Regions from separate parts of the Homo sapiens genome. Here region 1 is linked to region 2. A link is a loop called in an ENCODE intact Hi-C map of the cell type or tissue named here. Cell type or tissue: Caco-2. All regions are shown on one strand. Links, peaks and the distances in the headings refer to the core of each region. The heading gives the core; the rest is flanking DNA.

Region 1 (10,908 bases), core at 981-8,980, 240 kb after region 2:
ATTTATTCACTAAACACACAGTAAGAACTAACTCAGGGCCACATAACTAAATGTTGAAGGTACAAACATGGATAAGCCACAGTCCCTCATGTTTACATTTTATTTTCAAAATTTCAAACAAATTTCAAAAAATGTCTTAGTGGATAAGTGATATGATTTTAGGAATCCTGATGTTATATACCCTTCATTAAAAAAAAAAAAAACTTATGTGTAGGCCCACAAGGTTACTGAAGAATAGGCCAAACCATATCATCACTAGGAACTGGTCCATCTTCTGTTGCTATAAAGGAATATCTGAGACTGGGTAATTTATAAAGAAAATAAATTTATTTTGGCTCATGGTTCTGAAGGTAGGAAAGTCCAAGATTAGGCAGTCCTTCTGGCGTGGGCTTTGTGCTGCTTCAACTCATAGTGGGAAGTGGAAGAACAAGTAGACACATGCGAAAGAAAGGGGGACAAAGTGGTTGGCCCACTTTATAACAACACTCTCTCATGAGAACAAACCCAGTCTTACTAGAACTGCATTAATCTATTTGTGAGGGTGGAATTCCCATGACATAAACACTTCTTAAAGGCCCCACTGCCTCTCAATACCATTACATTGGCAATTAAATTTGAAGATGAGTCTTGGCAGGGACAAACCACATCCAAACCACAGCAGAACCCATCTATCCCTTGACCATGTTTCTCAGGCCTCTTCCCACTATCACTTGAGCTGTAATTTTGTCTCCCCAACAAACATCCATGTGACTTTCCTAAACTTCAACTCAGCCTCCCTCTAGAGGAAGGCTTCCAAAGCCTTCATGGTTGAAATATCTTCTTCTACCTGATACCTCCTCTTCTTCACCCTTAATCACTCCAGCATGTACTACAATATGGCTTCTATCAATCATTCTATTAAAACTCCCCTAGAGTCAATGACTGCATTCAAGTAGAACATTAATTTGAATTGAATATTACCTCTCCTAGTACAGTACTTGGCATACTAGATTCTCAATAAATACTAGTTGAGTTGAAATTTGTATAAATAATAAAGGTAGTGTGCACTATATAGTAGTTACTCATTAAAACTTCAAATTGTCAGTTGTGTAAGAGTCTCCATATTTAAAACTATTTTTTCTTTCATTTGTTTTCCAAATATGTATTAAGTATTAGTACAAGGCAGTGGACATGGTTCCTGTTCTCATGAACTTTAATAGTCTAACAAACTATAATTTCCATGCCACATACTTAATAAACCTGTGTATAGAAAGAAGAGTACAACATAAATTTGATTTTTAAAAATATATTTAAAGGTCTTATAGGATTATGGAATGTGCTTCCTTAGAATGGGAGAAATCCTACTTATTCTGCGAGAGCCAGCTTTTGATTTACACCAAGTAAAAGGGATCAATGGGTACTCAAAACACTGTTCAAACAGACATCACCACCATGAACCCATTAAATTAAAGTTGTCTATTTCTGTGAACCCCTTCAGAGCAGAACCTAGCCTGGTGCCTAACACTTAATAGGCTCTCAGTCTACTTTTTATATATTTTTTTCCCTTTTGCAGGTGAGGAAACTAAGACCAGACCCAGAGAAGTGAAGAAAGTGTGTTGTTGTATACACTACAGAATAAGGTTTAGAATCACAAAGACCTGAATTTGAACCTCTGTCCAGATATTTAAACTCAGTATCTCAGTTTCCTAGCAGGAATAAGTCATATGACAGATGTGCAAATGCTTGGTGTGAGGTAGGCACTCAATAAAGCCAAGATCCCAGTTAATGACAGATATGGTAAATGGGCTGTTAGGAATTCAAAGAAAATGTTAAAAATGAGCCAATTATAGTATTTATTTGGTGTTTTAGGTTTGACTTCAGCCAAGGTGAAGCTTTAAATAAAGTGTGGGAGAGTGCAAGGGACCTAGACGGAAAAAAGTTAACAGTTGCCCAAGGGATAGAAAACAGAGCTGATGTAACAGCATCCTTAGAGACTATAGTAAAACTTACCCAGACAGTAGCAATGTCAATTAATTAAACAGGCAAAAGTTTTATATAATCAAAATAAATAAAGGTAGAGTGCTTCAAGATGGCACAAACAGAACAAATGAAAGCAATATCTTTTCCAGATCTTTTAAGATTAATTTTTAAATAAGTTCTCATGAAAAATTGGAAACTTTAAACAACTAGGTTCTTACTTAAGAGAACAAGAGAAACAAAATTAAATGTCCTAGAATTTTTTGAAACGTGTAACAGTTATCCCAGCATAGCAGAGTGGTTAAGAATAGGATTCTGGAGCCAGAAGGCCTTGATCATCATTCTACTTCTTACTGACTAATTGAAAACCCTGGGCAAGTTACCTAAATAATCTGTACTTCAGTTTCCTCATCTATAAAATGGTGGCAGTAATAGTATCTATCTCCTAGGGTTGTTTTGTAGATTGAAATTAGTTAATATTTGTAAAGGACTTAGAATACTGTCTGGCACAGAGTAAATACTAATTAAGTGCTTCTGAAATAAATCACCTGAACTTATCTCATTCAGTGTAGAAATAGAAATCTGACAAACCTTATTCCATTACTTTATAGTGGCTCAATTTTTTAAATTATTATTACTTTTTATTTCAACAACCTTTGAGGTACAAGTGGTTTTTGGTTACATGGATGAATTCTATAGTGGTGAATTCTGAGATTTTGGTGCACCCATTACCCGAGAAGTGTACCATGTGCCCAATATGTAGTCTTTTATCCCTCACTCTCGCCTCTCAATCTCCCACCATGAGTCCCCAAAATCCATTATATCACTCTGTATGTCTTTGCGTCCTCATAGCTTAGCTCCCACTTACAAGTAAGAACATACGGTATTTGGTTTTGCATTCTTGAGTTACTTCACTTAGAATCATGGCCTCCAGCTCCATCCAAGTTGCTTCAAAAGACATTATTTTGTTCCTTTTTATGGCTGCAATGACTCAATTTTTAAAAAATGATTTGTTATGTATTTGCTCTGAAGCCATCAAGGTCCTTATATAAATACTTACAAAATGATAAATTCTGGAGATGAACACGGATGAACAAGAAAAAAATAAAGACAAGTGGTTCATTTGCTTTCTGTTTTTCCAGAAAGATCTACAGGTAAAAGGTACAGAGAGATACACTTTAGCTCAACACAGTGAAGAGCCTTCTCACAGCTTGAGCTTTCCGAAAGTGTTTTGAAATGCTTTTCTGGGTGGTACACTCCTCTTCACTGGATTTCTGTCACACTGGCTGGGAAGTTGGGCTAGAAACCCCCAAACGACCACACAAGGCTAAGATACCATGAGTCAATAACTTATTATTATAGTATCAGAGAGGAAGTGCATTTCTAACCTGTATTCTAGGTACATAGCACTGCATTTGGCTTTTGGGTGACACAAAATGCATACAAGATAGTTTCTTCTCTCAATGAGCTTATAATCTAGTTGGGGAGATAATCTCACACCCCAAAAGTATCAGAGGCAGCATATGATTAAGTTCTGAATTTCACTTGCTTTTTTATTTAAAAAGAATATAAAATGACAAGCTTTGCCCTCTTAGAATGCACTCTCTTATCCAATGGCAGTATTTCTTGTAGATCACAATGACTGTATCTATGTAAACAAAAAAATAATCATTGCAAGGTTCCTATTTTCCTTTAGCATGAATGGGAATATGGTATATCTAACAAGATATCCCAAGTGCAAAGCACTACATTGATAGCAGATGATTCAGAAAATGCAAGAAATAAAAATAAAAATAATGAACCTACATATTTCTATTATACATAAGAATCTGTGCTTTTTATAGGAAGTTGAGTAGTTCAATCATGAATGCAAGCAGACCTGAAACTATGCATTCCCCCACATTTTTGCTTTAATATGAAAGCCTGAGTTACAGACTCACAATGTGGGCAGTGATGATCTACAGGCCAACTCCCTCATTTTTCAGAGAAGACAATAGGACTATAGAGGATAAATGACACAGTCACAAAGGGTGACAGAGCCAACACAAGAGCTCAGTTCTGATAACTGGAGTTGAATATTTTGTTCTACATTTTGGAGAAAGTTTAAATCTCAATCTCTTTCCCAATCTCAATCTCTCTCTCCCTCTACCTCCCTCTCTCTCCTGTTTCTCTTTACAGTTAAACTCCCAATTTTCATGGCATGATAATACATGTGGTCAAAGAACTAAAGCAACTATGTCTCTACTTAAAAACCATTCTATTTTTTTGAATGGGAAGTTGAAATAAATGTTTTCAAAAATTCAGTAGAAATAGACTATTGGCCTCCTTTTGCAAAGCAGACTGTAAAACTGCTGGGAATCTGCTAGAGAAGTTCACAGGTAATTTCACTATTTGATGCAAATTAGTTTTTATACCAATCCAAGCATCAAAGTCCACAAGAAAGCATAAGTTAGAATGAGTGACAAGCTGGAAGCTAGTTGGTGGAAGAGAGACCACTGCAGGACATTTTCAGAGACCAAAGAAAGACACAGCCACATGTCCACATATGTATACTATACTGTTAGAAACCAGTGTGTGTGGAGGGGTGAGTACACCTGCACTATGTGTGTGTGTGTGCATGCATGTGTGTGTGTGTGTGTGTTGTTATTTTTGGACATAGGTGTGGAATCTTATGTCTAATGGTCAAAAAGGAGCTAAAACTACTCACACACTGTATTCAATACGTGACACAGTTCTTTCCTATATAAAATTGCTAGAGCTTAACACTTCACCTGAAACCCAACTAAACCAGACTTTAGTTATTTAGGGCACTTAGAACTAGTAGCAAAACAATTAACTAGGGCAATAGAAGAGAAAGCTATAAGCAAAGAGCCACGGGAAGTTGTCCATAAGCATAGGGCCCAGAGCTTTTTAATAAACAAAAAAATTTTGAATAACGTAAAGAATCAAGTTCTCCTTTAAAGAAAAACTAAAGAAAGCACATGAGGTGATTTAAAACATTTAAAGTTTGGTGAAAGAAAAGTACTCATAATTACGCACTCTCATTTATTTAAAAATGCATACCAATCTGACTATACTTGGAAGCTGATTGAATATTTATATTGAGGCGGGGCGCCGTGGCTCATGCCTGTAATCTCAGCACTTTGGGAGGCTGAGGTGGGTGGATCACCTGAGGTCAGGAGTTCAAGACCAGCCTGACCAACATGGTGAAACCCCGTCTCTACTAAAAATACAAAAATTAGTTGGGCATGGTGGCTCACGCCTGTAGTCCCAGCTACTCCGGAGGCTGAGGCAGGAGAATCGCTTGAACCCGGGCGGGGCAGAGCTTGCAGTGAGCCGAGATCACACCACTGCACTCCAGCCTGGGTGACAGAGCGAAACTCCGTCTCAAAAAACAAACAAACAAAAGGAATATTTACATTGACCATTTTAATCATTAATTTTCATTAAAAAATCGAATTCAGTTGTGTACTATAAACCTATTCTCATTGTTATCCACACACGGCAAGCCCAGATGGTTACAACTTATAACCACGCACCACCTAGTGGCAGATAACAGAATTGCAAGCATAGTGGCTAGTTAAAAATAAGGAGTTTCGCACACAATTTTAAAAAAAAGTATCCCATAAAATGTTAAGAAATTACTAAAACCACGCCTTTTCAATGACTGCTTTTTCTCATTCTGTGGTATTTAAGATATACAGATTATTAGAACTCAATCAATTGCATAGCAATTCCTATCACTGTGTAAGATTTAGAAATAAATAAATTTCTCATTTATAATCTATCAAACAAACATGATCTGTATATGTGCCAAAGTTAAAAAAGGTTAAGCCATCACTGTCCCTAAAAAATTTGTCTGCAATTTTTAAGGGGTTAGGGGAGAATAATGTGGCATGAGATTATGAACATAAAAAATGGATGTATGAGAAAAATAGATTTTCTTCCTCTGTTTTATGAAAAGATAAAGCACAATATTGTTGGAAATCAGTAGAAATGTGAAATAGATTCATTTAATGAAAATACGGAATTAATTTTTTAATCATGGTTACTAAAAACCACTTTTGATAGAAACCATTTCAAAATACAAGTCCTTGTTTTTGTCTTGGTAAACAGCATATCGTAAACGGAATTAAAACTTTCTCTCATTACTAAAGAACGTGGTTATACTTTTCTTAACACTGAATCCTTGGTAAATTCAAATTTTTCCTAATAATCAAATACAAATAAAACTTCTGTCGACTGTGGGTTTCAGACAGTTGGGTTCTACTTAATTAATATTTCAATGCACCTGAGAAAATGTATCAGTAGCCCTCAGTGAAAAGAAATAATATGATCATACAATGTAAATAAATATGATGCTAAGTTAAAATCAAGAATATCTTCTCCTCACAATTGCAAAGGTTGATAAAATAACAGTAAAGAATGAAGGGGCTCTTGGTTTTCACATCTAGGTGGGAACTCAGAAGTGAAACTTAAAACACCAAAAAAACATTAATTCCATATGCCATTTCTTTACGAGCTTATTCGGGCCAATAGAAAAATCAGCAAGACCATTAGTGGTAAGTGGAATGGTGCTGTATCAACTAAAGATGTAACCACACAAAAGTCTTATTGTATTGACTATCCAAATACATTTTATATGCTAAGGAGAGGTAAGAAGAGCTTGTTTTAAAAACCATCTGGCCGGTGCGGTGGCTCACACCTGTAATCCTGCACTTTGGGAGGCCAAGGCACACGGATCACTTGAGATCAGGAGTTCGAGACCAGCCTGGCCAACATGGTTAAACCCTCATCTCTACTAAAAATACAAATAAAAAATTAGCTGGGCGTGGTGGCATGCATGTGTTATCCCAGCTACTTGGGAGGCTGAGGCAGGAGAATCGCTTGAACCCGGGAGGCAGAGGTTGCAGTGAGCTGAGATTGCTCCATTGCACTACAGCTTGGGTGACAGAGCAGGACTCCATCTCAAAGTAAATAAATAAATAATAAAAACTTTTTAAAAAGGGAAGTAAAACAGACTTTTTGGTGCTAAGCACATAGTAGGTTTTCAAAAATATATTAGCATATATAGGATTCTAATATACAGGCTATCAAAAAGCTTACCTCTGGTAAATTACTGTGTGTGTGCATATTTGAACATAGAAAACTCTAGGGCACATCTTGTAAGCTGTAAGCTACTATGTATTTATTTTGTTATGGTAGTGGTAATACTTTTAAATAAATTGGAATATTTGTTGCTCATTACACTATGAATGGTACAAAGCTAAACTTAACTTTAAAAGCTATGATTCTGGAAACAATACATGTGGTTGTTGGCACACACAAGTAACATTTATATCTGTATAATATTATCTTCTCTGTATTATAGCACAGGGTATTGTGAGCATTCACATTCACACAGCACTTGAAAATCCTCATATGATAAGCAAAGTATTATTGATATTTTTTAAAAGTTACACTGGTAAATCGAACCTTAAAAAGTTAGTGTTCTTCATCTTCGTTCTTCTTTTAGTCCACATTTCTATTTTTAAATAATGCACAAGTATTTTGAAGCATATATGATATTGATGACAGAAAAATAATTTTCCCTCCAAATACAAATGCATATTTATAAAAAAGTAAAAGGTGTACATGTAAACATTCAATGGTGACACCAGTTCATTTTAGACATTTCCTGAACAGGCTCCCTTAGACTGTTATCAGTGAGATATCTAATAATTCTTCAATCATATTTCTTTGAAAAAAGAGACTAAGAAGATTAATATTATGTGTTCTTTTACCTCACAAACAAACTCTATGAGTTTGGAAGTATTTTCACTGAGAGCAGATACTTATTTATGATGCTGACTCTGGTCCCAAAATAATTTTCTCACTGTGATAATTTCTATGACAAATAATTTTGATTAATATTGCAAGCCCATCATATACTACAAAAGTCCCTAAGTTCACATACAGTTCTTATTACAGCATTTCATTTATTGGAAAAATGTCAGGCAAGGAGATCCATAAGAATAAAATTTCAAAAAACAAAACCCTTATAAATTGATATTTGTCTCTTTTAATCAATCTTTGGAAATATTTCTGAAGTGATTTGTAAAACGTTGTTCCCCCTTAGACATAAGACAGTGAAAAAAGTAATGCTTTTTCTGATAATTCTAGGTTATCATTAGAAAGAAACTTCAGTAATGCCTTGAAGGATATATTGGGCACTTTGTTAAACGGCCCCAAATGCCTGTGTTTTTGGTGTCTTCATTTCCACTTTTTACAGTTTGTCTATCTTCTTCCTCACTGGCAGCTATTTATTGGCCATGACTTCACTATGCCTCTGCCTCTATTAATTCCCCCACAAACACACTGATTAAATTTCTGTGGTTTGCAAAGTCACATTCAATCAAATAAAGTGTAGCAAACAATTGCTTTGTGTAAGGTATTGAATCAAGAGTCTTTAAGATTTGGGTCTTAAAATATAAATGACATGGGCTCTTGAGTGATCTTAGAGAGGGCCTTGGGAGGTTCCCTATGAGTATGTTTTAAATGCTTAAGGGCCTGGCCTTCATGAGATCTACAGTGTCTGTTAGAAGCTGAGGTCTGGAAGTAGTATGCCATTTCTTTATGGGATACAGCTCTTCTCTCAGAAGTCTAGCTGATGTTTAGGAAGCAATCTGGGAAAAACTGTTCAGCAAAAGGCTGTGAATGTCACAGAGCACCAATGGCCTGGTCGGTGAGGCAGGGGGCTGACCTCATAGTAAACCATGAGCCAGGAATGACACTCAAAATGTTAAACAATTCTTATAGCATGGTCACAGGCAAATCAATACTGATGGTGTTCTGCCAAGTGTTGCCATATTTGTTGCTGAATCATGGGGGGTTGTCAGGGAGTGAGCATTGGAAAGGGTACTATAGGCAGTATCTATTTACTAACCAGTAAGGAAGTATTTCAATAAATATTCAATACTATTCAATACTATATGGCCATACACATGCATACTATCAGACTACTACCACACATTCAAATCCCTTGACATTATATGCACAAAATGAAGCGATATACAAGAGCTTAGTTGGACTTGAGTCAATGAGCAAGAGGGAGGATTAGATTTTCCAGGAAGCCAACTAGGAGAAAGCATAGTTTGCATGCCTAGAGAGAGACACAGCCCTCCTTAAGTCTAAAACACGACTAAAAGGCACGCCAATAATTAAGAAATACAAGGAAACTGGTTATTGCTGTTTCTGTTTATTTATCTTAGTAAAAGCTCTGGAGAATTAGTCACTGAACACATTAAAATTTCTAGAGATAATTACAGCAGGTTATAAAGACTATTTGTTGGTAAGTTTGTAAACCCAACTTAACTGCTTGTGCATTTTATTTAAGGGAAGTTCTGATTAAAAATTAATAATGATAATACACATAAGAACTATCATTAACTCATTTTCTTATTGGTGCTGAGGAAACTTTCTTGTGGATACAACAGTCATATGTTTACATTTAACAGCAATATATTTACATTTAATGGCAAAGATAAAATTGTGATCTAAGTACAATGAGACATTGTTAACAACTTGGTCCCAAAAGGTTAAAAGTGAAAAGTGAATCTCCTGTAAACCCCAGACTAAGTCGCACATAGTATAGCATCTTGTCCCAACAGGCTTCTGTTTTTCTGTGCCAAACTAGCTCCATCGCTCTTTTAGGCCATTTTCAATGTTTATACTTCTGCTTAATCTTGAAAATGACTATATATCATCACTGTACTGGAAATAATAAATATGAAGCAATATTGAAAGATGAAAGGTTATTAGTAACCTGCATCTGCACTAAGGCAAAAGCAATAATCTCAATGTTAATTTGTTATTATTCTAAATTACTTTGTATGTGTCAATTTTTGACCAAGCAGAACTCCCAAACACTGCCAAAAACATTTATCAGCAAGACAGACTGCAAGTCACCACTGAATTGTGGTCCCTAGACAGCATACTGGCCAATGATGCTACTGGCTGACTAAAATAAAATGCCCTTGTAAATCACAAGACTCGCAAACAGAATGGCATCAATGCAGTCAAAAAGTGTAAATCCAACACTGTTTATGCTTTATTTCCTGTGGATTTGTAACTATGCATCAAACATTTTAAAAGCACTGATCCTTTGGCATGAAATCATGTGTGAGCTATAGAGATTTTATCAAGCTAACTGATAGGAGATAGGCATGTGACATTATAAAACTCTGTGACCACGCAAAAGGAGCAGAAAGGAATGTCAACCGTGACCTCTTATTTTCAAGTACAGATACCAGAAAATCTAGCTGGCTTTTGGTGTGAGAACACTCAAAAACTATAGGTCCCTGTAAAAGGAACATTCAATTTCCAATGACTTGAATGTCATTTAACGGTGAGTGTGTATGATTTATGAAGAACAGACTAATAAAACATGGCATTTCAGTTGAATTGAAAATATAACAACAGAAAATATGCATGTGTTTTCCATGTGCAAGGCACTGTTTTTAGCACACTCGTATATATTAATTCATTTACTGCTCATAACTACCCTGTAAGGCAGGTTCCATTACTGTACCCATTTCACAGATGAGGAAACTGAGACACAGAGAGGCTAAGTAACTTGGTTCGAGATTATGCAGCAGATGAGTGGAAGAGCTAGGATCAAATTCAGGCATGTTCCAAAATGCTTACTGTCAATCACCACTCTGTACTGCCTCTAATGGGCACAAAAGTATACAAACATAATCTAAAATTTATACATGTTTGTTACCAGAGATTTTGGCACATTAAAAATCCAAGTACTTTCTATAAAATAATAAAGATTACTCAAAGTTCTATTACAATATAGTATCATTTCTGGAGGTGCCAAGGAATGTTAACAGCTCTATTTAAGTTTTATTTACAAACTATGTAATTGTACTATATGGATTTGATGTCAAAATACATGGGCATTTGGTA
Region 2 (10,908 bases), core at 1,690-9,689:
GATTTTTAAAAGTTTCATAGCTCTCTATATCTATTATCTATCATCTATCTATCTATCTACCAACCTACCTACCTACCTATCTGTATTCACAGAATAGGATATTATGCAGCTACTTTAAAAGAGAAAAGCAGATTTGTAAGTGTTTATATAAAAAGATGGCCAAGATATATTGTAGGGCTGAAAAAGCAAGATACTGAACAAATGTCTAGTTGCTACTGTTTATGTAAAACGCAGGTGTGTAATAGTTACATAGCCATTCAAATCTGAAACAAAGTAATTATGGGTGAGGACTATTATGAAATGGCTTTTATTTCTCCATATTTTAATTTATAAACAATAATTGGGAAAAAGGAAGTAAATATAACTTTATAATATTTTTAAAGGAGGAACAAAAGAAAGTTGTTGATCTTGGTTTTGTAAAAAAAAAAAAAAAAAATCCTGACTGTCTAGGGGTCAGTGGACAGGTCCGCCCAATTTAAACAAATTCCCTACCCTTGCTTGCCCTCCCCAAACATCTCTATACTTAGAAAAGTATTTTCACATACATTATCTCATTAGACTCCTGTTGTTTGCTAGTGTACTCTCATTAAGCAATGAGGGTATAAAGAGCAAGCAGAAGAGTGCGGCCTGGCAGTTGAGAGCTAAGGCTCTGAAATGAGACAGAGGTGCATTAAAATTGCAGCTCCGCCACATTCTAGCTCTGTGTCCCCAAGCAAGTGATTTCACTTGTCTGAGCCTCTAACTCCTCACTTGTAAAAAGGAGATAAGAAGTTAACGTGAAAATGTAATGAGGTATTACAGGTAAAGTGCTTAGCACAGTCCCTTGCACATTATAAAGCCTCAATAAATGCTATTTGGTTTTTATTTAAAAGATTTAATGAATTGTTAATTTTTAAAAAATAGCAAACATGGGGGTAACAAAATTTTAAAAGCTCAAATATCTGCAAGTGGCACGAAAATAATAATTCAGTTACTCTTCACAAAGATATTTATTGTTAAAAGCTTCTTATGTTTTTCAGGGGGGAACATTATTCATATGTCAGTGTATCAATCTACCTTCTATATATATTTTTAAAAATTACTGTACTACAAAAGTAATCAACTGTACACACTATTTTTTACCTTGCTTTTTAAACTTTAATTAATTAATTTTTTTAAGACAGTGTCTCCCTCTGTTACCCAAGCTGGAGGGCAGTAGCATGATCATAGCTCACTGCAGCCTCAACCTCCTGGACTCAAGGGATCCTCCCACCTCAGCCTCCCGAGTAGCTAGGACTACAGGTACATGCCACCACACACAGCTAATTTAATTTAATTTAATTTTTTTGGTAGAGATGGAGTCTTACTATGTTGCCCATGGTGGTCTCCAACTCCTGAGCTCAAGGGATCCTCCCGACTTGGCCTCCCAAAGTGCTGGGATTAAAGGCATGAGCCACCATGTCTGGCCTTCTTAATTTTTATTTCATGGCTGTATCATAAGCTAATTAGCCAGCTCCCCTTTGAAGGACACTGATTGCTTCTAGGTTTTTGCACTAAACGCCTTGGACATATATCATTGTCAGTTAATGTTTAGGGTGAATTTCTAGTAATTCAATAATTGAAACAAAAGGCACTTGCACTTAAAATTCTTCTGGTAAGTATTGCCAAATTGTCCTTCAGAAAGGTCACACCAATTCACATTCCCACCAATGCAGTATGACCGTATCATTTTATAACCTCACAGTAGGTATTACTAATTTTAGCATTTTATAGTGATTGTTACTTGCTTTAGGGTATTTTCAGGACTAACAAATGCAGGGCAGCGTTTTAGAAGGAATTTGGACTTCAGAGCCAGACAGTCCTAACACTGCCCTTTTGCAAGCTACACCTCCATTCCTTCATTTGTAAAGTTGGGCATAATAGCAGTATCTAACTCATAGAATAATAAATGAGAAATCCATTCAAAGCATTTAGCCTTCCAAATATTAATTGCTCAATAAATAGAAACTGCTCAAGTAATAATTTTCTACTCCAAAGGCTTGAATATGGGAAGAGGGGAATGGGAGGACTTCTCTAGAGATCATGCCCTTGAGATTCACAACTTTTGCTTTAATTCTGCATCAACCTCCTTTCCAAAGTATTGCTCAGGCATTATTTTAAAGAACACAACCCATTTTTACCATAGTGTGAAGAAACCACAGTGTATGCACTATATGCAGATAATATAAGTAATAGGGCCATAATCTCATTTTTTGAAATTAGTTTGGCACAAGTTTAAAGTGCTGGATGTTTGCTACAGGCACCAGTTGCTTACTTATCCCTTTCTTCTTTTCGAGTTGTTACCTCCTTCAGTTGCAATCCTTGGAGCCACCAACTGCCTGGGATATTTTACCCTAACTTCCACTCTCCAAATGAGCCGTCTTGCCTTCTAGGTCCTGGGAAAAAACCCATGGCTATCCATCTACTTTCTATACATGGCTATCTATTTTCCATCCAGGCTCTTCCCTTCTCTTTTGCTAGAAGTTGCTCTTGAATTACCAGAAAGCTTGAGCCAGTAATGTCCTCAGTCTTTGCCTACAGAAATCTTATTTCAATGCTTTAGGGACCCCATTGATATCAGCTAAATTGTCCTGGATTCTTTCTAGCTCCTACCCTCTAAGATTCCAATCTTCTCTTTCAAATCCTGCCTCCAGCTACACCAATCATTAGTTAATCATTAGTTCTGCATGTCAGGCTCCCCCAGTACACAAAACCAATTTTATACCTTTATTATTATCTTTTTTCTCATGAAAATAATGTTATTTGCAAAAAATTATAAAAGTATAATCCCACTACCTGGAGAAAATTGCTATTAACATTTTAGTGTCTTTCACAATTTTTTTTCTGGAGAGAGTTAAAGAACATTTTTTTTTTGTAAACTAATAATGGGTTCATATAAATTTGTGAATGGCTTCTTTCACTTACTGAAACATCATGTCTGCATAAAGCACTAAAAAATACTCATGTATCCCTCATCCCCTACATGAGTAAGCCTTTTTTCCTATAGCTTTAGCTTTCCTACAGCATCAATGAGAATTTAATCACATTCAATTTTGCTCACCTGGAATCCTTCATCCAATCAATGAGATTTCACTAGAGGTGCTGCTGACCACAGAGGACACTACCCCAACCTGGCCAGGCAGACACTCCTACAAAGTCACAAATTTGTGCGACTGCTGACAAAGTTAGTTTCTCAGAACTGAGAGGCGTACTAAATAGGGATGTGTTTAAAATAGATCTGAATTCCTTAACAATTTTTCCCTCTCCACTTCATCCTTGATTTGAAAGATAGTAGTTAGAAAATTATTTTGTAATCTATCAAGTACCAAATAAATTTAAAGAATTAGTACTAATAATAACTATACTCCCATACTCCTAATATATGTACATCAGAATCACCTGGAGGTGATGTGAACCACAGACGGCCAGGTCTCAACCCCAGAGTTTTTTATTCAGTAGGTCTGGGTCAGGATCTATAATTTGCATATCTAAGTTCCCAGATGACACTGTTGCTGCTGGCCCAGGGACCACATTTTAAGCACCACTGTTCTGTAAAGCGGTAGGACATTATTTGGGGCTTTCTTGCTTGATACTCATTAATGTATCCACTCATTCATTTATCACACAGTTATTGAATTCCTACTCTGTGCCAAGCACTTTACTAGCATTTTTGAGGAATATAGACAATACAATCAACATTACAGTATAGCGTGGCACATCCTGTGATACAGATATCGGCCAGGGTGTTATGGGAGACTTAGGAAGGGTATCAGGGAAGATTTCCTAGAGAAGGTGATTGGGCAGTAGGCAAGGAGGCCAGAAGAATCGGTAGGGGCTAGAACCATAGGGGAAAGCCTTGAGTAGTAAGCTAAGGGGTTTGACTTTTCCCCTGGAGGCTGTAGGAAGCCATGGAATGTGTTTTTACAAAGGTCTTAATTGCGGTATACAAAATCAGGGGCTAGCGACATCCATGCCAGGTTCAACCATTGGCTGTGCTGCATATGTAGCCTGAGGCAAGTTACTTCTTACCTTCTCTGAGCTTCTCTTTCATCATGTGTGAAGGGAAAATATTAATAGATCTACCTTATTTGGGTATTGTGAAGATTAAGTAAGAAAAAGTGCCTAAGTACCCATCATATGGTAGGTGTTTAACAAATGGTGATTATGATCAGGTTTAAGCCATAGAAAGAAATGACATGTAAGACATGCTTCTCAGGTTATTAAAATCCATTTGAAATTGCCAAGCTAGTCTCAATATCAAGGCCATATTTGATGTGAAGATTAAGTAAGAAAAAGTGCCTAAGTACCCACCATACGGTAGGTGTTTAACAAATGGTGTTTATGATCAGGTTTAAACCATAGAAAGAAATGACGTGTAAGACAGGCTTCTCAGATTATTAAAATCCATTTGAAATTGCCAAGCTAGTCTCAATATCAAGGCCATATTTGATGTGGTGGCAAGTCGGATGATTTAATCATGTAATGATAATAGTTTATCTTGTCTTTTGTTTTGTTTTGTTTTGGAGACAGAGTTGCTCTGTCATCCAGGCTGGAGTGCAGTGGTGCGATCTCAGCTCACTGCAACCTCCGCCTCCTGGGTTCAAGCGATTCTCCTGCCTCAGCTTCCCCAGTAGCTGGGGCTACAGGTGCATGCCAGAATCCCTGGTAATTTGTTGTTGTTGTTGTATTTTTTAGTAGAGATGGGGTTTCACCATATTGCCCAGGCTGGCCTCGAACTTCTGCGCTCAGGCAATCTACTTGCCTCAGCCTCCCAAAGTGCTAGGATTACAGGCTTGAGCCACCACACCCAGCCTGATGATAATTTCTTGATTACAGATTATTTGCGAGGCACTGTGCAAAGTGATTTATGCACATCATTTCATTTAATCCTAGCAATAACCTTAAGAGTTAGGTATTATTATTCCCAATTTTACAAACAAAGGAATTAAGGCTCAAAGAAGTTAGTTTGTACATAGTCGAACAGTTGGGTAGTGGTAGAGTTTGAATTCAAACCTAAGTTAGTCTGAGCCTATCTTATATTAGCCACCTTGTTCCACAGAAAGCAGTTTTGTTTCTTTGAAGGACAGGGCAGCGAATGGGCAGTGAGGCAAGGTTAAAGAATCTAGACTTTATTACCCTGTTTCTCTGCCCTCGAGTAAGACTGACTGTTCATACTGATTTCAAGTGCCCTCTGGAAACATGCCTCTATAACCTCCCAGGGGCCCCTTGACCTTGGATCTGTGGCACCTGGTACTGAACCTGAGGTGGTCATAGTTACTTTCCAAAGTGCTCTGGAACATTTACAACAAGGAGCCCCCTTGTTTTGACACTAGGACAATATTAGACTCTGTAAGAGGAGGCATTGGGGTAAGCCTAGTTATTTTTAATGCTGCTATTACTACTATTGTTTATTGAGCACTTGCCACATGTCAGAAATTCTGTACTTCAATCCTTACAGCAACCCTATAAGGCAAGCACATTGTCATCATCATCTCTAGTTTAGAGATGAGGAAACTGAGGCTCACACAACTAAGTTCACACAGCCGGTAGATGCAGATTCAAGCAGAAAACTCGTTCATTCATTTTTACAAACCTTGCATTTTCATTTCTTCCTTTGCCTCTGTACCTATAACACCTTCAAACACAGATGTAATCCTCCTGAATTCTTTTACTGCCCACAAGTTTTATTTACCACATAGTTTAAGCCCTATTTTTAATGATGTATATACAAATCGTGTTTCTCCTCAAAATTATTTCATGCCATAAAAAGTCACTCTTCCCTCCCTTTATTTACAAATTCATTCCTCTTTAGAAATGAGCACTTATAATAATTACATGCAAGGCCAAATTTTTACTGTTTAGTGTAAACCCATAATGTGAAATTGAGAATGGTTGAAAAGCACGGTTATGAAAACATCGTGGACTCCAGACTCATCCCATACAATTTCCAAGGGGAATTTATTCTAAGTACTTTAAAACTTACAAAGAGTTGAATTCTGAACTACTTGGGCCTCTATGCACTCTTAGCAATTCCCCCAGCAGGGAACCAAAAATGAGAATAGAAAGAAATTGCCTCAACATTGAATTCTTAGACATTTAGAAGGCCTGGAGTCTGAATACTTTAAAAGGCTGTTATTTAAATGTGGGAAATGATGTGAAAAGTATAATGTAAAGATAAGATAAATATTGTTTGCTAAAATAAATCATCGGGTTTTTTTTTGTCAAATTCATGGCAATTTTAAAATCCTGTTAATTCTATTTATTTTTTTCTTATTTGGAGCAGGTAGCTGAATATGCAGAGTTCTGGCACTAGGTGTCAGCAAAAGATTAAACTAAAAACACCCACTTTGGGTTTTTTTCTTTTCTTTTTTCTTTCTACACATATATATTTGAGACAGGGTCTCACTCTGTCACCCAGGCTTTAGTGCGGTGGCATGATCATAGCTCACTGCAGCCTCGAACTCCCTGGGCTCAGGTGATCCTCCCAACTCAGCCTCCGGAGTAGCTGGGACTACAGCCATGTGCCACCATGCCCAGCTAATTTTTTGTATTTTTTTTTTTTTTTGTAGAAATGGGGTATTGCTATGTTGCCTGGGCTGGTCTCAAACTCCTTGGCTTAAGCAATCCTCCTGCCTTGGCCTCCCGAAGTGCTGGGATTACAGTCATGAGCCACCATGCCCGGCCTAATCTTCCATATATTTCAAACTTTATAAAAATAAAAATAAAATACATAGTCTGGATTTTAAAAAGAAGAGACAACACACTTCCTTGTTGCCATGACAACGTCAGCATGAGAGAGGCTGGGTTGCTGCTGCTCAAGTAGGCACCTTACAGAGATCCTCATGGCTCAAGGAATTCAATGTAAGACCGTTTGACCTTTAGCATTGAATGGCTGGGGACTCAATTTTGTGTCAGCTAGAAAGCTGGGGAATGAGAAGTTTGGAGGGTTGGATGGGGTGGTGAGGTACACTCCTGTAAACCAGATCTTAAAAGTCTAAATATTAAATTATTTTACATAGAAATGTAGTGTTCAAGCCAACCACAGTGCTTGTGCAGACAAATTCAGTGGATGCTTTTCCCACATGACAAGATTAACAAAATTAACTTAGAGGCTAGCTTTGAGAACCCAGGCTGATCCTAAGGGTTTCTCAAACTTACTATGTTAATTTTAGCATATCATAGGGTTTTTTTTTCCTTTTAATATCCAGAGCTTTCCCCCCTTCTTGTGATTCCTGTCACAGTAAATGGTGTTACCATCCAGCAGTCATTGAAAGTAGAACTTAGGGTATTGTTTTAGGTCATTCTTGTGTTGCTAGAAAGAAATACCTAAGGCTGGGTAATTTATAAAGAAGAGGTTTAACTGGGTCAAGGTTCTGCAGGCTGTACAGGATACATGGCATGTGCATCTGCTGGCTTCTAGGGAGGCCTTGGGGAGCTTTTACTTATGGTGGAAGGTCAAGCAGGAGCAGGCAGGTCACACGGGGAAAGCAGGAGCAAGAGGAAAAGAGCAGGAGGTGCCACACACTCTTACACAACCAGATCTTGCAACAACTGACTCACTATAGCAAGGACAGCACCAAGCCATGAAAGATCTGCCCCCATGATCCAATCACATTCCACCAGGCCCCACCTCCAACACTGGGGATTACGTTTCCACATGAGATTTGATGGGGACACAGATCCAAACCATATAAAATATCACTCTTAACTCTTCCTTTATCCTCATTTCCTATAACCAAACAACCCATTAAGTCCTGCCAAGTCTACCTCCTTAGTCTTTCTTACATCCGTCATATCCTATGTCTGCTCTAGTGTGTAGAGGGACTGGAGAAACATTTGTGTGACAACTCTTTCCTGAATGCTGTAATAGCCTCCTAAATCGTTTGTATGTCTCTGGTGTTTTCTGCATACTTTTACCAGTGTTATGAAACAAGTCTGTTTGAAACAAGTCTAACTACATATTTCTGCTGATTTCAACAACTCTCTATCAGAAAAAGCCCAAGTTTATACGCATGAAATATAAGGTCTTCTATATTCTTATTCCTGCCTACCTTCCAAGCACATCTCCCACCTTCACATCCTTTATGTTCTAGTACAAATAAAATCATCATGGTTTCAGTGAATTTGCACCCAGTCTTATGGCTTTAAATACCATCTTACATACTGCAGACTCCCAAATTTACATCTCCAGTTCAGACTGCTCCCATAGTTCTAGATCAGGGGTCCACGACCTCTGGGCCATGGGCCGGTACCGGTCTGTGGCCTGTTAGGAACTGGGTCACACAGCAGGAGGTGACTTGTGGGTGAGGAAGCATTACCGCCTGAGCTCTGCCTCCTATCAGATCAGCAGCGGCATTAGATTCTCATAGGAGCATGAACCCTATTGTGAACAGCGCATGCGAAGGATCTAGGTTGTATGCCCCTTATGAGAATCTAACTGCCTGATGATTTGACATGGAACAGTTTCATGCTGAAACCATCCCCTGCTGTCGCCCCCCACCTCCCCACCCTCTATGGAAAAAATTGTCTTCCACAAAACCAGTCCCTGGTGCCAAAAAGGTTGGGGACCGCTACTCTAGATTCATACTTATACTATAGTTCCATTTGTATTACTCAGACATCTCAGATTTAACATGTCCAATGCTGAATCTTGATAACCACCTCTCCTCAGAAATGAACACATGCCTCTCCTGCAGTCAGTCTTCCTTTCTTTCTCTTTCTTTTTCTTTCTTTCTCTCTCTTTCTTTCTTTCTCTCTCTCTTCCCTCCCTCCCTCCCTCCCTCCCTCCCTCCCTCCCTCCCTCCCTCCTTCCTTCCTTCCTTCCTTCCTCTCTCTCTCTCTCACTCTCTCTGTCTCTCAGACAAGATCTTGCTCTGTTGCCCAGGAAGGAGTACAATGGTGCAATCATGGCTTACTGTAGCCTTAACCTCCTGGGCTCAAGCAATCCTCCCACCTCTGCCTCCTGAATAGCTGGGACTACAGGCAAGCGTCACCATACCCGGCTAATTTGTGTATGTTTTGTAGAGATGAGGTCTCATTTTGTTGCCCAGACTGGTCTCGTACTCCTGGGCTCAAGCAGTCCTCCTGCTTGCACCTTCTGAAGTGTTGGGATTACAGGCATGAGCCACCATTCCCAGCCTCCCTTCTGCAGTCTTAAAAATCTCAGTAAATGGCAACTCCAGCTTCCAGTTGCACAGACTACACTCTTCCAGTCATCCTAGAGTCTTCTTTTCCCCTTATGCCATACAATCCAACCCATCTGGAGATACTGAAGTTCTTATCTTCATAATATGTCCAAAATGTGACTATTTCTTACCACACCCACTGCTAAGAATCTGGCCCAAACCACCATTTTCACTTTTCTGGATGATTATTGTATTCTTCTAATTGCTCTTGCTGTTTGTGAACTTAGCCTCCTTCAATCTATTCTCAACGCAGTAGCCAAACTGATCCCATTATAGCCACAAAATCCTACAGTAATTTCTCATCTCACTCAGAGCAAAGTCAAAGTCCTTACAATAATCTAAAAAGCACTACATAATCTGGCTCTTCATAAATGATAGATATACTCTTACACTAGCCTCTGTACTTGCTGTGCCATCTAGAACGTTCTTCCCCCAGATTCTCAGTTTCCTTCCTTTCTTCAGCTGTTTTACTCAAGAGCTCCTACTCTGTGTAACATTGCACCCCCTCCTCATGCAATACCTTCAAGTCTTATTTATTTTTTTCTCATTAGCACTTACACTTTTCTAATGTACTATGTTCTTTAGGGATTTTAATATGTTTCCCCTATTACAATGTAAACTCCACAAGGATGGGTACTTTTGTAAATTTTGTTCACTGAATATCCCATGGTCTAGAAAAGTGCCTGCAACGTGGTAGGTGTTAAATAGTGATGATGTTATTAAACTGTTTACACAGTTCTGTACATATTTTATTTGCATATGCCTTATATATTACCTCTGCCCAGAGGGCTTTCCCCTATCTTCATTTTTCCCCGCTATGGATTGGCAGCATTCTTTTTTCTTAAAAAAATCAGCTTTATTGAAATATAATTTACACACCACATAATTCATCCACTTAAGGGGTACAATTCAATGATAGTATTATGTTACAGAGTTACGCAACCATCACCACATTTTTTTTCTTCAAATTCTATTTTAAGTTCTGGGGTACATGTGCAGCATGTGCAGGTTTGTTACATAGGTAAACATGTGCCATGGTGGTTTGCTGCACAGATCATCCCACCACCTAGGTATTAAGCCCCGCATCCATTAGCTATTCTTCCTGATGCTCTCCCTACCCCCACCTTCCCCTCTGAGAGGCCCCAGTGTGTGCGTCACCACAATTTTAGAACATTTTTATCACTTCAAAAAGAAGCCAGGTACTCTAGCTATTGTCTCTCTATCTCCATTCCTGCAGCCCTAACCAACCACTAATCTACTTTCTGTCTCTCTAGATTTGCCTCTTCTGGACATTTCATATAAATGGAATCATATAATATGTGGTTTTTTGTGACTAGCTTGTTTCACTTAGCATAATGTTTCTAAGCTTCATCCATGTGATAGCATATATCAGTACTTCATTCCTTTTCATGGCCAAATAATATTATATTATATTATATTATATTGATATACCACATTTTGTTTATCCATTTGTCAGTTGATGTGCAATTGGGTTGCTTCCACCTTTTGACTATTATGAATAAGACTCCTGTAAACACTTGTGTACAATTTTAAAATGTGGACAAATTTAAAATGTGTTTTCATTTCTCTCTCTCTCTTTTTTTCTTTTTGTTCTTTTGAGACGGAGTCTCACTCTGCTGCCCAGGCTGGAGTGCAGTGGCATGATCTCAGCTCACTGCAACCTCCGCCTCCCGGGTTCAAGCAA

Evidence for each region. Peaks named below come from ENCODE experiments on the same cell type or tissue, not always from the same donor. Only the 100,000 strongest peaks of a DNase experiment are listed, where the experiment ranks them.
Region 1: it touches region 2 in a loop (18-fold over the local background); 6 of 110 quality-filtered maps call a loop at or near these places.

The regions. Positions count from the first base shown.
Region 1 is chrX:132,458,119-132,469,026 of GRCh38, forward strand. All of the region lies in intron 1 of MBNL3 (muscleblind like splicing regulator 3), which reads right to left. Among named protein-coding and RNA genes, the nearest start is that of MBNL3, 25 kb to the right of the region's middle. In Caco-2, for the core only: a CTCF peak has its summit at 5,507 (motif pointing left); no DNase peak of the experiment used is centred there.
Region 2 is chrX:132,220,014-132,230,921 of GRCh38, forward strand. All of the region lies in intron 1 of RAP2C-AS1 (RAP2C antisense RNA 1), which reads left to right. Among named protein-coding and RNA genes, the nearest start is that of RAP2C, 6.0 kb to the left of the region's middle. RefSeq lists an enhancer at 3,740-4,269. In Caco-2, for the core only: a CTCF peak has its summit at 6,343 (motif pointing right); no DNase peak of the experiment used is centred there.